2 separate regions of the Homo sapiens genome follow, and region 1 is linked to region 2. The links are chromatin loops, found by intact Hi-C in ENCODE. Cell type or tissue: heart right ventricle. All regions are shown on one strand. Each heading gives the region's core, and the rest is flanking DNA. Links, peaks and the distances in the headings are about the cores only. Region 1 overlaps LOC107986092 (a long non-coding RNA gene). Region 2 overlaps ACOX2 (acyl-CoA oxidase 2).

Region 1 (10,934 bases), core at 4,975-7,474, 69 kb after region 2:
ACCCCAAGAACAGGTTCTTGGATCTAATGCAGAAAAGAATTCAAGGCAGGCCGGGCGTGGTGGCTCACGCCTGTAATCCCAGCACTGGGATGCCAAGGTGGGCGGATCACCTGAGGTCGGGAGTTCAAGACAGCCTGACCAACATGGAGAAACCCCGTCTCTACTAAAAATACAAAATTAGCCAGGCGTGGTTGCACATGCCTGTAATCCCAGCTACTCGGGAGGCTGAGGCAGGAGAATCGCTTGAACCTGGGAGGCAGAGGTTGCGGTGAGCCAAGATCGCACCATTGCACTCCAGCCTGGGCAACAAGAGCGAAACTCCATCTCAAAAAAAAAAAAAAAAAAAATTTCAAGGAGAGCCACAGACCACAGTGAAAGAAGCAAGTTTATTGGAAACCACCCTGTTACAGAGTCAAGTAGAGCATCCTCAGAAAGCAGGAGGAGGAACATGCCATCCTTGGTTAGCATCTCTACTTATAAGAAACTATAAGGAGCTATAATTAAACTTGAAATGTGCAGATGTGCTCGCTAAAGGTAGTGGCTATTAGTATTGTCAATGACCATTAATCCTTCAATCGAAGCCTGCTCATTATCATTATCTTTAAGTACATTCGCTCCGTGCTTAGGACATCTGGACATTCTGCAGGCTTAGTGGGAGCTGCTCTGTAGGGCCATAAATATTCTGTAATTATAATTGGTGGTCAGCTTAGAGTGTGGCTATTTTCAGGTCCTAAATATTAACCTTTTAAGTGTCTTATGAGTGCCCAGTTACTCACTTCAAGAGGGAGTCATTCTGGTCATGTGTTATTAAACCAGAGGCCTGGTAAGCAGGGGTTCCTCTAACATATATAAAATACATACATTAATAAACTCCTGTTTGCTTTGCTTTTCTCTTGTTAATCTCTTTTGTTACAGGGGTCTTTTCCAACTAAGAACTTAGGAAAGTTGAGGAAAAATTTTTTTTTCCCAACATGCCCAAACTGCCCATGACCGCCACGTTGGTCCTGCCCCAGGAACAGACTACTGTGACCAGAGCCATGTATTCTTTGTTTTTTTTTTTCTTTTGAGACGGAGTTTGGCTGTTGTTGCCCAGGCTGGAGTGCAGTGATGCAATCTCAGCTCATTGCAACCTCCGTTTCCTGGGTTCAAGCAAGTCTCCTGTCTCAGCCTCCTGAGTAGCTGGGATTATAGGCATGCACCACCATGCCTGGCTAATTTTGTATTTTTAGTAGAGATAGGGTTTCACCATGTTTGTCAGGCTGGTCTCAAACTTCTGACCTCAGATGATCCACCTGCCTCGGCCTCCCGAAGTGCTAGGGTTACAGGGGTGAGCCACCACGCCCGGCCCCAGAGCCAGGTATTCTAATGATAAATTTGCCAGGTGACCAGTTCACCTGTTGACTAATTTGCATAATGAACAGTTTGCCTTGAATTCAGACCTCTTTTGAGAGTTTTTGCATTTATTCAGCTGCCCTATTCTTTTTTATTTTTTTAGTCACATTTTAGGCATTTTTAACGATTTAAAAAATTAACTTCCTCTAAGGGGCTTTTCCCCTGCTAAATCTCATATTTCTGATTATTTATGAAATGTATATTCTAAGCAATGAAATTGCTATTTATTGTGTGGGAGTCTTTTGATAATATATCAACCTTCAGACAAACTGTAAGATACTTTTTTGTAAGTTTACATAAAGACTCTTTCTTCAAAGTTGTATGTTTACAGCAAGAGACCCTTACTGAGTCTGATGTTCAAGATATTAAATTCAGAAAATTATCCTAGATTTTAAACATTAAATGAGTGCTCTTGGTGAGCAACTGAGCTGACTTTCATGGTGGCATGAGACACCAGCACAGCTCTTAGCAGCTAACCATAATTAATGTCTGATAATGAATAAGAATATACTAGGCCAAGTGTGTGATACCGGGTTCATATTCCATTTCAGTCCATAAATAAGTATTGTGTGTGACTATATTTATAATAAAAGCAGGCCAGACGCAGTGGTTCACGCCTATAATCCCAGCATTTTGGGAGGACAAAGCAGGCGGATCACTTGAGGTCAGGAGTTCGAGACCAGCCTGGCCAACATGGTGAAACCCCGTCTCTACTAAAAATACAAAAATTAGCTGGTCATGGCGGCACGCGCCTATAGTCCTACCTACTCAGGAGGCTGAAGCAGGATGATCACTTGAACCCAGGAGGCGGAGGTTGCAGTGAGCTGAGATCCTGCCATTGCACCCCAGCCTGGGTGACAGAGTGAGACTCAATCTCAACAAAAAATATATATATAATAAAAATTAAAACAACTAACATTTTTTAAAGGCTGGCCACGTGCTGAAGACTGGGCTGAGCTGTGTACTCCTGTTTTCTCTGTTTGTGGTGCTTCCTGAGAGCAGGGCCTTGTCTTTCCTCCCCAGCATATTCTCAGCTGGCTCATAGTAGATGCTCTATATTTTCAGAATAACTGAGTGACCTTGTTGGCTGGTACTGTTGTTATCTATCACCTCAAGTGTGTAAGTGAGGAAATTCAGGTTTAGGAGTTGTTACTTGCCCAAGAACAAGAGAAAGGGCAGCATGACCCTGGAGCCTGCATTCCTAACGCAGGTGAGTGTGACCTCACCCTTGTGCTCTAACAAGTAAAGCCCTAGAGGGAAGCAGGGGAGGATGATAGATGGATTAAAACATTATTTTAATGTGAGGCTCAGAGTTGGGGGACTGAGGGTGGGTGTGTAGGTACAGCGATCCATCCGTGGGATGGTTCTGAAATGGCTCTCTATGAACCCTAAATGCCTTTATTATTGGGAATGTGAGAGTAGAACATTCCAGAATGAGCGAGCCTTGGGACAGAGAACAAGCTAGGGACAGAGGCCAAGAGTACAACAGGTGGCCTGTTCAACATGTTGTAGCTTTCCAACAAAAGGTTAGCCTTGACCTCTCTTTTTTGCTTCATCTGACACATACAAATTATTTTATTTTATTTTATTTTATTTTATTTATTTATTTTTGAGACAGAATCTCACTCTGTCTCCCAGGCTGGGGTGCAGTGGTGCAATCTCAATTCACTCCCACCTCTGCCTCCCAGGTTCAAGCAATTATCGTGCCTCAGCCACCCAAATAGCTGGGATTACTGGTGTGGGCCACCACACCCTGCTAATTTTCTTTTTCTTTTTTTCTTTTTTTTTTTTTGAGACAAAATCTTGCTCTGTTGCCCAGGCTGGAGCGCAATGGCGCGATCTCTGCTCACTGCAACCTCTGCCTCCCCAGTTCAAGCGATTCTCCTGCCTCAGCCTCCCAAGTAGCTGGGATTACAGGCGCGAGCCACCATGCCCGGCTAATTTTTTGTGTTTTAGTAGAGACGGGGTTTCAGCATGTTGGCCAGGCTGGTCTTGAGTTCCGGGCCTCACATGATCCGCCCACCCCGGCCTCCCAAAGTGTGTGAGCCACTGCACCTGGCTAGTTCTGCATCTTTATTGTGGTGGTTGCCCAATTCCATACGTGCCACAAAATAGCATAGGACTATCCACACACTGTACCAATATCAATTGCCTTGTTTTGATATTGTGCTATAGTTACCTGAGCTGCAACCATTGGAGAAACTAGGTGAAGGGCACACAGGACCTCTTTGTACTCTCTTGGTAACTTCCTGTGAATCTATAATTATTTCAAAATAGAAAGGTTTTTTTTAGCTGGGCTCAGTGGCTTACACCTGTAATCCCAGCACTTTGGGAGGCCAAGGCGGGTGGATCACGAGGTCAAGAGATCGAGACCATCCTGACCAACATAGTGAAACCCTGTCCCTACTAAAAATACAAAAATTAGCTGGGCGTGGTGGTGCGCACCTGTAATCCTTGCTACTCTTGAGGCTGAGGCAAGAGAATCGCTTGAACCGGGTTGTGGGGTTTCAGTGAGCCAAGATCACACCACTGCACTCCAGCCTGGTGACAGAGCAAGACTCTGTCTCAAAAAAAAAGAAAGTTTTTTTTTTAAATTGTGGTTCAAGCATCCCCTGGTTTCTCCGATTTCCCTTTATAAACATTTGCAGAGATTCCGGTGAAGTGCAAAGATGGATATGCCTTTCATATACAGAAAGTTCCCTTATTCTTTTGACATCTTTATAATTTTCTGTTTCATGACTGTGCCAGGTATTTCTAAATTCAGACCCTAACCCATGAATATTTAGGTTATTTCCATTTTTTGCTGTTATAAATATTATCATAGTTGACATGAATCATCTTATCACTCATTGTTTTTGTGACTGTGTTTGCAGATTCCTGAAATCAAAACTGATTTTCTTAACAGCTATGCTATGTTGTCATATTTATCTGTGTTTTAAGCCACTATATACATTTTTTCAAAGAGCCTCAAAATTCCTAAAATAGATATTTATATCTACATTCTAAATGGCAAAAGAATGAGAGAAAGAAAGAAAGAGAGAGAAAGAGAGAGGGAGGGCGAGGCACGGTAGCTCATGCCTATAATTCAAGCACTCTGGGAGGCCAAGGCAGGCATATCACTTGAGCACAGGAGTTTCAGACCAGCCTGGGCAACATAGGGAGACCTCGTCTGTACAAAAAATACAAATGTTAGCCAGGCATGGTGGCATGCCCCAGTAGTCCCAGCTACTTAGGAGGCTGAGGCAGGAGGATTGTTTGAGCCTGGGAGGTGGAGGTTGCAGTGAGCCAACATCATACCACTGCATTCCAGCCTGGGTGACAGATTGAGACCCTGTCTCAAAAAATACATATAAAACAAAAAAATTTTAAATAATTAAATGGCAAAAATAGTCTTGCTATGGTTTGGCTGTGTGCCCACACAAATCTCATTTTGAATTGCAGTTCCCATAATCCCCACATGTCATGGGAGGGACCAGGTGGAGATAATTCAATCAGAGGCAGTTACCCTCTTGCTGTTCTCATGATAGTGAGTGAGTTCTCACGAGATCTGATGGTTTTATAAGGGGCTTCCCCCTTTGCTCAGCATTCACTTCTTTCACCTGCCACCGTGATTGTAAGTTTCCTGAGGCCTCTCTAACCACGTGGAATTGTGAATTAATTAAATCTCTTTTCCTTATAAATTACCCAGTCTCAGGTATGTCTTCATGGCAGCATGAAAACAGAATAATAGTCTGCTTCAAGTTACTGTACATGTTCAACATTAATAAAATAACATTTCTGGCTGGGCACAGTGGCTCATGCCTGTAATCCCAGCATTTTGAGAGGCCAAGGCAGGTGGATCGCTTGAGCCCAGGAGACCAGCCTGGGCAACATGGCAAGACCCCTGTATCTACAAAAAAAAAAAAAAAAAAAGAAAAGAAAAAATTAGCCAGGAGTTGTGGCACGTGCCTGTGGTCCCAGCTACTTGGGAGGCTGAGGTGGGAGGATCACTTGAGCCCAGGAGGTGGAGGTTGCAGTGAGCCAAAATTGTGCCAATGCATTCCAGCCTGGGGGGGAGAGAGTGAGACCCTATCTTAAAATAAATTTAAAAAATCAAATAACATTTCTGTGTGGTTAATTTAAACTAGTCATTTATCTATTGGCATTGATTCAATTACTTTTAAAAAGGAATATACACACTATTATAATATAGTTCTTTTTCACACACACCCAGAGATAATGTGATGAAATCTTGCCTCCCTAAATATAAGAACAAAACATAAGACTGGTATAATCGTTCAGAGAGACATTAACACCAATGCTATAAGTCAGTTCTAATGTATTTAATAAAACGGCTTTCCTTTAGTCAAAAAAAATTTTTTAATCTAGTGAAGTAATCAGCATCGAAATGTTTGGGACACTGAGAAGTGTCTCTTTTGTGCCTGGAAATAGGTGTTTTATTCATCCTCTGGAAGTTTACAGTACAGTGTGTGGGCGAAGCTTTCTGGACAACCTGTCCCTCTGTCAGCTTTTTGCCTCTGCAAAGCCAAAATGTGGGTTCTGTGTCTGAGTATTGCAACCCACAAGAAACGTGGCTAAGGCCAGAAAACATAAGTGTGAATACTTTTGGAAGGCTGCGCATCTCATGAGTCACATGGGAGCAGCCCCGACCGTGGTTTGTGCACCTTCTGCCCTAGCAGCTGCCAGTCAAGCGAAGAGGCGACCTCTAGGGGTGAGCCTGGGCAACAAAATAGTCACCTTCCCCTGGGAAAGCGAATGTGGGGATCCACCTTTAGGAATTCCCTTTTCTAAAAAGCTACGCCTCTAAAGCTTTCAAAAATGAAATTCTATCAATAAGGTACCAGAAGTAACCAAATGGACCCATGTGTGTGCCTGCGTGTGTACGCATGCGTGCATGCCCATATAAACTGAGTATCAGTAGGAGCAGGAAACTAGTATCCGTGCTGGCCTCCTGGGAGGGGAACCGCATAAAGGAGATGGGGACAGCAGGGAAACTCACTTTCCCCTCCCCTCAACTTTTATTATGAAAAACTTTCAAACAGAAAAGTTGAGAGAATAGTGCAATAAATTCCCGCATACTCAGCGCCTAGATTTCATGTGGTTAGCATGTTTGTATTTGCTTTATCTCTATACTCGTTTGTCCGACTTCTCTTAGACTCACCTTTCACAGTAAAGTCTTTGGACCCTTTCAACTGTATACTGTGTGTATGTCATCTATCCAAATAAGTTTATTAATAATTAATAGTAACCACCTCTGAGAGGCGTTGTGAGGGAGGGTTAAATTAAATGAGGAGAAGGGCATAAAATACCTGGCGCAGCGCCAAGCACATTGCTCAAGAAATGCTGTGGTGGCTCTCAGATTTCCCTTCATTCATTCTTAGGTCCCACAGTAAACTCAGCACCTTTGATTTCATCTGAGTCTTTTCCCAAGCCAGCCCTCTTTCCCCAAGCCAGCCCTCTTTCCCCTTTTCCACCCCTCTCTCAACTTCTCTATGGCTCCCGGCAGGCGCAGAGTAAAAGGGATCATCACACCCTGCAGGAAAGCGGCAGGGCCTCCAGACAACACTTACAGGCAGACCACTGGGCTGGAGGAGGCCTAGGCGGCCATGACTCTTAACCCTTCCCTGGCTGCTCCTAGAAAATGGCTTCATGCCTACAAATAGCCACCCTTTCTCATGGCCTCTCTTGTAATAGGTTTGGCAATTTTCTGATGTCAGAAATACATAAGTACAAAATATTAAAATAATATAAAATAAGGCCGGGCACAGTGACTCACGCCTGTAATCCTAGAACTTTGGGAGGCCGAGGCAGGTGGATCACGAGGTCAGGAGTTCAAGACCAGCCTGGCCAAGATGGTGAAACCCCGTCTCTACTAAAAATACAAAAATTAGCCGGGCACGGTGGCAGATGCCTATAACCCCAGCTACTCGGGAGGCTGAGGCAGGAGAATAACTTGAACCCGGGCGGCACAGGTTTGACAGAGTGAGACTCTGTCTCAAAATAAATAAATAAATAAATAATATATATAAAATATAAAATGTAAGTATGTGGTAAAAACCAAGAAGAGATGCTAACTGTATCTCTAAATATATCATATAATATGTATGTGCAGTATAATATACATATATTAATATACTACACTACACATAATATGTGTTAACATATCTATGTTTCATCACATAATATAACATAAATATACAATATAATTCAATATGTGGTAAAAATTAAAAAAAAAAAAAGTAGAGATTCGGCCAGACGTGGTGGCTCACACCTGTAATCCCAGCCCTTTGGGAGGCTGAGACAGGTGGATCACCTGAGGTCGGGAGTTCAAGACCAGCCTGACCAACATGGTGAAACCCCGTCTCTACTAAAAATACAAAATTAGCCAGGTGTGGTAGCGGGTGCCTGTAATCCCAGCTACTCGGGAGGCTGAGGCAGTAGAATCGCTTGAACCCAGGAGGCAGAGGTTGCGGTGAGCCAAGGTCGCGCCATTGCACTCCAGCCTGGCCAATAAGAGTGAAATTCTGTCTCAAAAAAAAAAAAAAAAAAAAGGTAGAGATGCTATGCTATGTCTCTCTTTCTTGTTCTCTATACACATGTATATTCAACATACAGAACATGTATATAACACGTTACATATGTGTATATTATATTACATATGCTATCTATCACACATATGTATATGTATCATAGGAAAAAGCAACTCTTTTTACTCTATATACTCACACCCTCAGTACTTTACTTCTGACATCAGATGTGTGGGTTTTTTCCAACACATCAATTCTCTGGCAGACACCAATTGGGTGTCCTACAATTAATTCAATTTTGACACCAGTTAGAGTTAGTGCAAACCCCACAGGTTAAGGGCTCAGTCCCACAAGGCTGCCCCCACTTCAGATGCTGGTTGCAAGTCCCAGGTTGTCACTTGTACTTCTGACCAACCAACTACAAATCGGGATTCCCTTCCTCAGGTTTGACACTTTGCTAGGGTGGCTTATAGAACTCCGAAAACACTTATGTTTACCTGTTTATTATAAAGGATATCACAAAGGATGGAGATGAACAGCCAGATGAAGAGGTACATAGGGCAAAGTGTTGGGTGACCATACCCCAGCACTTCCACCCATTCAGCAACCTGAAAGCTCTCCAAAGCCCACAGTTTTATAAAGGCATCATCATATGGGCATGATCAATTATTAACTCAATCTCCAGCCCACTCACCTTCCCAGAGGATAGGGAGTGGAGCTAAAAGCTCCAAACTTCTCATCATGGCTTGGTCTTTCTGGAGACCGGCCCCCATCCAGGAACCCACCAAGAGTCACCTCATTAGGACAAAAGATGCTCCTATCACCCAGGAAATTCCAAGGGATTAGGAGCTCTGTGGAACGAACTGGGGTCAAAGACCAAATATTAGAACAAAAGATACACCTAGCACCTCTATCGCTCAGGAAATTACAAGGGTTTTCAGAGCTCTGTGCCAGGAACTGGGTCGAAGACCAAAATATATTTCTTTTTTTTTTTTTTTTTTTTGAGACGGAGTCCTGCTCTGTTGCCCAGGCTGGAGTGCAGTGGCGGGATCTCGGCTCACTGCAAGCTCCACCTCCCGGGTTCACACCATTCTCCTGCCTCAGCCTCCCGAGTAGCTGGGACTACAGGCGCCCGCCACCACGCCCAGCTAATTTTTTGTATTTTTAGTAGAGACCGGGTTTTACTGTGGTCTCAATCTCCTGACCTCGTGATCCGCCCGCTTCGGCCTCCCAAAGTACTGGAATTACAGGCATGAGCCACCGCGCCCAGCCCAAAATATATTTCTTAGTATAAATAACAACATTGTAGTATATTATATGTATATACACATACTAACATACACAGTATGGTACATATGAGATATAGATATGTTTACAGATCTAGTTAACATTTCTAACGACTTGGTTTTTAACCATGTACTGAATTATGTTTGGCCAGACTCACCCTCCACCCATCCAGGGCCCTAAGTCCCATCTCTTATTTTTCAAGGTAAACCAGTTGAGTCACCACCTGCTCTGTTAGCCACATCCAATGTGACTCTGGGGTCTCAGATCTTTCTGGCAACTGCGCATAAGCCCAGACCTTACTCCAGTCCTTGGGGAGAGAAAACTAGGGAACTCCTCTGCCCCTCAAAGGCCCTGTTTTTCCATTGCCTTGGTTCTGTTGCTACCACACTGGGCACCAGGGAGAGCAAATCCCTATAAGCCATGTGTGCCTTCTCCACCACCAGACGGCTGCTCCATGGGGCCTGTCCCTGCCCACGTGTGACCGTTCCTAGAGGAGAAGAGTTCCCTCATGCAGGGTCACAGCAGCCCCAGATGCATCATCCTTCGGTAACAATTCACAGCCACTTGCTGTGGAAGGGCCCACAAAGAAAACCAAGGAAACCCTAACAAAAATAAGAGCATTTGCTGAGCATTCACTGTGTGCCAGGCACTGTGCAAAATACTTTTTTTTTTTTTAAGAGATGGGGTCTCACTATGTTGCCCAGGCTGGTCTCAAACTCCTGGACTCAAATAATCCTCCCACCTCTACCTCCCAAGTAGCTGGGATTACAGGAATGAGCCACTGCACCTGGCTTAAAATACTAAAAATATGTTATCAAATTTAACCTGATCACCTCAACCCCTCTACAAAGCAGGCATTTTTCCCTGACTTGAGTTCTGCTTTTTTTGGTGAGTTCTTCTTGGGAGACCTTAATTCATGTTTTAAAATTAATTAATCAATTAACATTTATACAGCACTTACTATGTGGCAGACACCGAGTGAGCAGCTTTACAAACATTAACTCACTGAGCCCTCATCACAGCCCTATGAGATGAGCACTACTATTATTCCCATAATAGTCACAAGCAATAAGCTCAAAGTCACACAGCTAATGAGTGGTAGAAGTGGGATGCCTGTTCTGCCAGTGGAAATGTAATGGAGGTGACTCAAAGTGGGAACATGTGCACATGAAGTATATTGGCAAGGGCGTGGAGAAATAGGCACTTTCAGGTATTGCTTATGGGAGGGCAAATTTGCAAGGCAATGTGACAATATTGAACACAATTTAAAATGCATATGCAGTAGTTACTTTGACCTTGATATTCTTCCTCTAGAAATTATTCACAGATATTTATATGCATATGAAAACATATGGACAAGTCATCTTATTGCACCACGTTTGTATTAGTAAAGGCTAGAAGCAACCAGAATGATGATTAATAGGACATCAGGGCAGGGCATGGTGGCTCACGCCTGTAATCTCAGCACTTTCGGAGGCTGAGGTGGGTGGATCACATGAGGTGAGGAGTTCAAGACCAGCCTGGCCAACATGGCAAAGCCCCATCTCTACTAAAAAATACAAAACTTAGGCCGGGTGTGGTAGCCCACGCCTGTAATCCCAGCACTTTGGGAGGCCGAGGAGGGTGGATCACCGGGTCAGGAGATTGAGACCATCCTGGCTAACATGGTGAAACCCCGTCTCTACTAAAAATACAAAAACAAACAAACAAAATTAGCTGGGTGTGGTG
Region 2 (4,758 bases), core at 2,259-4,758:
CATACCTGCTGCAAGCTAGGAAATGCAGAGCTGGCCTCCCAGGCCTTGTGGGAGGAACATGTAAGCAAATAAGAACTTGTCCCTAACCCTAGAGCACCCAGGGAACGAGGGAGCTGAACTTTGTTCAGAGAGAACAGCAGGGGCAAAGGGTAGGAAGAGAATGAGTGGAGGCCAGGGATGAGGGCAGTAAGTTGACATAGGAGAGAGGTGAGTGGAGTAGGGTTGGGTAGACACAGCAAGGACTCCATTCCACAAACAGTGGGCCCCAAGGAGCAGATTCCAAGCAGGAGAGGAAAACAATGTGATTTGCAGTTCAAGAGTTCACCTGGCAGCTGGGAGAACAAATAAGAGGAACACTGAGGCCAAGTAAGAGATAACAGTGGCCTGGATGCTAGCCAAAGAGATAGCAAGGAGCAGATGGACTCAAGAGACTTGTGAAATAGGATGGACTGCACCTCATGGTTGCCTCACTGTGGAGGAATAGGGGCTTCTCAGAGGCCAAGCACTTGCCATGAAGGAGACAGGGTCCAACCTGGGTATGAAAGACACTCAGGGGCTCCAGGGGAACACTTCACAGGCAGGAAGAAGGCTTCCTCCCTTCAGTTCCACAATATACCTGCAGGGCTCATAGAAATGGAGCTGAGTGATCCTAGAACTTATGAGCAGTTTAATGAGACCAAGGTGCCCCCAGCAATCCTCCACAGTGGAGCTGTAGTATGGACAAGTCATGTGCTTTGTGGTCAGACCCCATCCAACTCCTGGCCATCTCCAGCTGTGTGGCTAGGGGCCACTCAACCTCTCCAGGATTATTTTCTTCAGGTGTAAGCTTCACTGACTTTTTTGTGAAGATTTCCCTAGGCAATTCATGTAACTCAAACTGCAGTGGATAGAGCCCAATCTTTGGGGTCAGGCCCTGTCCAATTTTGGCTAACAAGTATTGAACAAACATGTACCAAGCAATGGCTGCATACCATGCCTACCATGCACACAGTGCCTGGTCCACAGCCAGTGTCCACAGGGGGAGTGGGGAGGTGGAGTGGCATTCAGGTACTTAGGGATGTCTTTCTTCTACCAACCAGCCCTGGCTGACACCCAGCCCTAGGCAGTTCCTCTTGCACACAGGTTCTTTGCACTGACCAATGCTGAGAGCAGACCCTCGGAGCAGCCGGGTTGGAAGTGTCTCTCCATAGTCACCAGACAGATCCAGGATAGGATGGGCAGCCCAGTGCACCGAGTGTCATTGGGGGATACCTGGAGCAGGCAAATGCACCCCGACATAGAGAGCGAGAGGTATATGCAGTCCTTTGACGTGGAACGGCTCACCAACATCCTTGATGGAGGTGCCCAGAACACTGCACTCCGCAGGAAAGTTGGTAAGGGGAAGCTGGGGAATGGGACATCTGTTTTATGCCCCATGCTTCTCTTGTAAGAAGAGTCCTTCATTAGCAGTTCTGCTTCCAAATAACAAACTTTGCCCTTGAAATTCCACTGTTAGAGATTCATTCCTTCGAACTGTAAAGACAATCTTCACATGTCAATATTGCCTGAGCCCACCTAGGGGATAGAAGAGTCCTAGGCAGCAGAAGACCTGGATTCTGGTCCTAAAATTCTGCCACTGCATAGCTTTGTAACCTTGGGCAATTCACTTTCCCACCTTGGTCCTCAGTTTTGTCATCTGTAAAATAACAATAATGTCTGACTTCCTTTCCAGATCCATGAAGCAAGTGGGTGAGAAGATTTCAAGGTGCCAGAAACCTCACCCAGGTCCCTAAGCCCTCTGTTCTCTGTCCTCTGCAGAGAGCATCATCCACAGTTACCCGGAGTTTAGCTGTAAGGACAATTATTTCATGACCCAGAATGAGCGTTATAAGGCTGCCATGCGGAGGGCATTCCACATCCGGTTGATAGCTCGGCGCCTGGGTTGGTTAGAAGATGGTCGTGAATTAGGCTACGCTTACAGGTGCTCACTCCTCGAGCAGCCCCACTAGAGAGGGATCTACCTGGGATCACCTGGAAACCCCCTAGCCCCATGAGCCATTTCCCCCAACAAAGGGAAGACTTGTTGGGAAACCAGGATGCTAGGTGCCCTTTATCTCCTGTACTCTGCTCAGGCAGGGGGTACCTGGGCCCCTGTCTCCAATAAGCTACTCAACTACAGCATCTCTCCCCAACAGAGCCCTTTCTGGAGACGTGGCCTTAAATATACACAGAGTCTTCGTGAGAGCCCTCAGGAGCCTGGGCTCAGAGGAGCAGATTGCCAAATGGGACCCACTCTGCAAAAACATCCAGATCATCGCAACGTATGCACAGACAGAGTTGGGACATGGTGAGCTAGGACTGCTGCGTGTGGTGTTTAGGTTGTGCACTGCAAAACTCCAGAGGGCCCATTTACATCTAGGTAGTCATAGGTTCATATGCTCCGAGGGACATATGTTTAATAAGAAAACATTCCAGCAGCTGGCAGTCAAGGGTCCTGAGGAAGGGGTGCCACCTTCTAATTTGCACGTATTGTATGAGCTCCCAGTGGGGCAAGTCATTCCTTCTGGAAACATCAGCAGCCACCCCTTCTCATGGACTGGCTATAGGGGACTGTGTGTCCCACACACAGCCCACAGATGAAAGGGGAGAACTGCCTGCAAGTACAGCTGGGAGCTGGGCCCCACTCCATACTGCGCTGATGCCTAAGAGTTCAGACCCACCTAGAAGCAGCTTCACAGGTAAGAACCCCACCTCAGGCCAATGTCTAACACCTCTCCTTGATCCTAAGGGACATATCTTCAGGGCCTGGAGACTGAAGCCACCTATGACGCAGCCACCCAGGAGTTTGTGATACACAGCCCCACGCTGACTGCCACCAAATGGTGGCCTGGAGACTGTGAGTATACATCCACCCCCCTTCCTTAACTCTCCCCAAGTAGAAGAATGTTGGAGGGCAGAGTAGCACTGGCTTTGAGGTCCAACAGACCTCAGATTGATTTTCTGTTCTAGGCTGCTGACCTTGGGCAAGTCAGTTCACCAACCTGAGCCTCAGGTTCTTACTCTGTAAAATAGGTGGGATATTAAACATTTCATTAGTGAGTGGCTGGAAAGTCCCCAAAGGAACTTTGAAGTAGAGGAGACAATCGATCCATGAGAGACAAGGCCTCACTCACACACACACGCACAAACACACACACTTGGTCTAGTCCTAGGCACTCCTCACAACCCCGGTTCCTCTCATCTCCCGAGTTAGTGGCAGAGCTTGCCACCAGCCAGAGCACAGGCCCTGTGATGACACAGTGGAAAGAATACGCCTGCCTGCCCCTGCTGCAGACACCCAGGAAGGCTCACGCCCATCACCAGCCCCCATCAGGCCACCAACGCCGTACCTCCTGCTGTGGCCACCAGGTGGCGGCCACATCAAGCGTCCCTGAGGCTTGGTGATTTACCAAGCCCCAACGAGGGATTTCCCCTTCCTCAAACTTGAGAATTTCACCTCCAAGGACACATCTGTGGCACTTGGGGACCCACACCTTGTGTGGAAAAAATTAAAACAAATATGCTGAGCCCAACTAAAGCAGGAGAGTGACAGAGATGAGAGACACATAGAGAGAGGGAGACACAGGCAGAGACCAGAGACATAAGAGAGAGACATGAGCCGGGTGCGGTGGCTCATGCCTATAATCCCAGCACTTTGGGATGCCGAGGTGAGTGGATCACCTGAGGTCAGGAGTTTGAACCAGCCTGACCAATATCATTAAACCTCATCTCTACTAAAAATACAAAAATTAGTCGTGTGTGGTGGCGGGCATCTGTAGTCCCACCTACTCGGGAGGCTGAGACAGGAGAATTGCTTGAACCTGGGAGGCAGAGGCTGCAATGAGCCGAGCTCAGGCCATTGCACTCCAGCCTGGCGAAAGAGTGAGACTCTGTCTCAAAAACAAAAGAAAGAAAGAAAGAAGAAAAAGAAAAAAAAAGAGAGAGAGAGATGAGAGAGTGATGACAGAAAGAGAGAGAGAAAATAAATGACCACTGTCAAAAATGAAGACAAAAGAAACCAGCCTTTTAGATCAGACAGACCAGGGTACAGATGAATCCTAGCTCTGCCCCTCCAGGCCAATGACCTTCAGTGTGTCACTCTACTCTCTGAGCCTGTTTCCTTAACTGGAAAATGGGACTCATCATCCTCTCTCCCCTGCAAGAACTGGAAAGCATCTATCACAGGGTCTAGCGCCACCTAGATTTTGATAAATGATAATTATCTGTATTCATTATTATAAGGTTGATGACAGAGTAATTCATTAATAGTTGGGGGGGGCAAAAAAAAAGCTGGATCATTTCACAGTGCCTTTGCCAACGCTGCTAGGTTTGCTTGGTTCTTTGGGGGCAATCCCCTCTCTCTTTGATCAGTGACTTTTCAGGGCCCCAGAGGTACCCATCCAAAACCCCAGCCCCAGGAGGCTGGGTTGGTTGGGAAAAGCAATGCACAGGTCTTCCTGTGACGGGCCGCTACTCTCTCTGCCCTCAGTGGGACGGTCAGCCACCCATGCCCTGGTCCAGGCCCAGCTGATCTGCTCAGGAGCCAGGCGGGGCATGCACGCTTTTATTGTGCCAATCCGGAGTCTTCAGGACCACACCCCACTGCCAGGTAAGCCCATAATGCTCCCTCAAGGAACCCTGCCAGGAGGAGAGCCCAGGTGGCCTCCCTGACCTGGGGCCCCAGAGGGCCACAGGAGTAGCTAAGACATGTCTCCCTTGGGCAGGGAGCGGTCCAGTTGG

Evidence for each region. Hi-C counts contacts between places; a loop is a spot of excess contacts. Peaks named below come from ENCODE experiments on the same cell type or tissue, not always from the same donor. Only the 100,000 strongest peaks of a DNase experiment are listed, where the experiment ranks them.
Region 1: a loop joins it to region 2, with 8 times the contacts of the local background. A loop is called at or near these places in 57 of 110 quality-filtered maps.

Annotation. Positions count from the first base shown.
Region 1 is chr3:58,459,020-58,469,953 of GRCh38, reverse strand. All of the region lies in intron 1 of LOC107986092 (a long non-coding RNA gene), which reads right to left. Among named protein-coding and RNA genes, the nearest start is that of KCTD6, 28 kb to the left of the region's middle. In heart right ventricle, for the core only: a CTCF peak has its summit at 6,102; DNase peaks (open chromatin) are centred at 6,063 and 6,744; H3K4me3 peaks cover 916 bases.
Region 2 is chr3:58,531,562-58,536,319 of GRCh38, reverse strand. ACOX2 (acyl-CoA oxidase 2) reads left to right here. Exons shown (of 15, transcript NM_003500.4): 2 at 1,123-1,373; 3 at 1,798-1,960; 4 at 2,175-2,326; 5 at 2,768-2,875; 6 at 4,508-4,627. The coding sequence starts at 1,214. LOC107984079 (a long non-coding RNA gene) reads right to left here and starts at 948. Exons shown (of 3, transcript XR_001740724.2): 1 at 6-948. RefSeq lists an enhancer at 4,537-4,758. In heart right ventricle, for the core only: a CTCF peak has its summit at 3,383 (motif pointing right); a DNase peak (open chromatin) is centred at 3,359.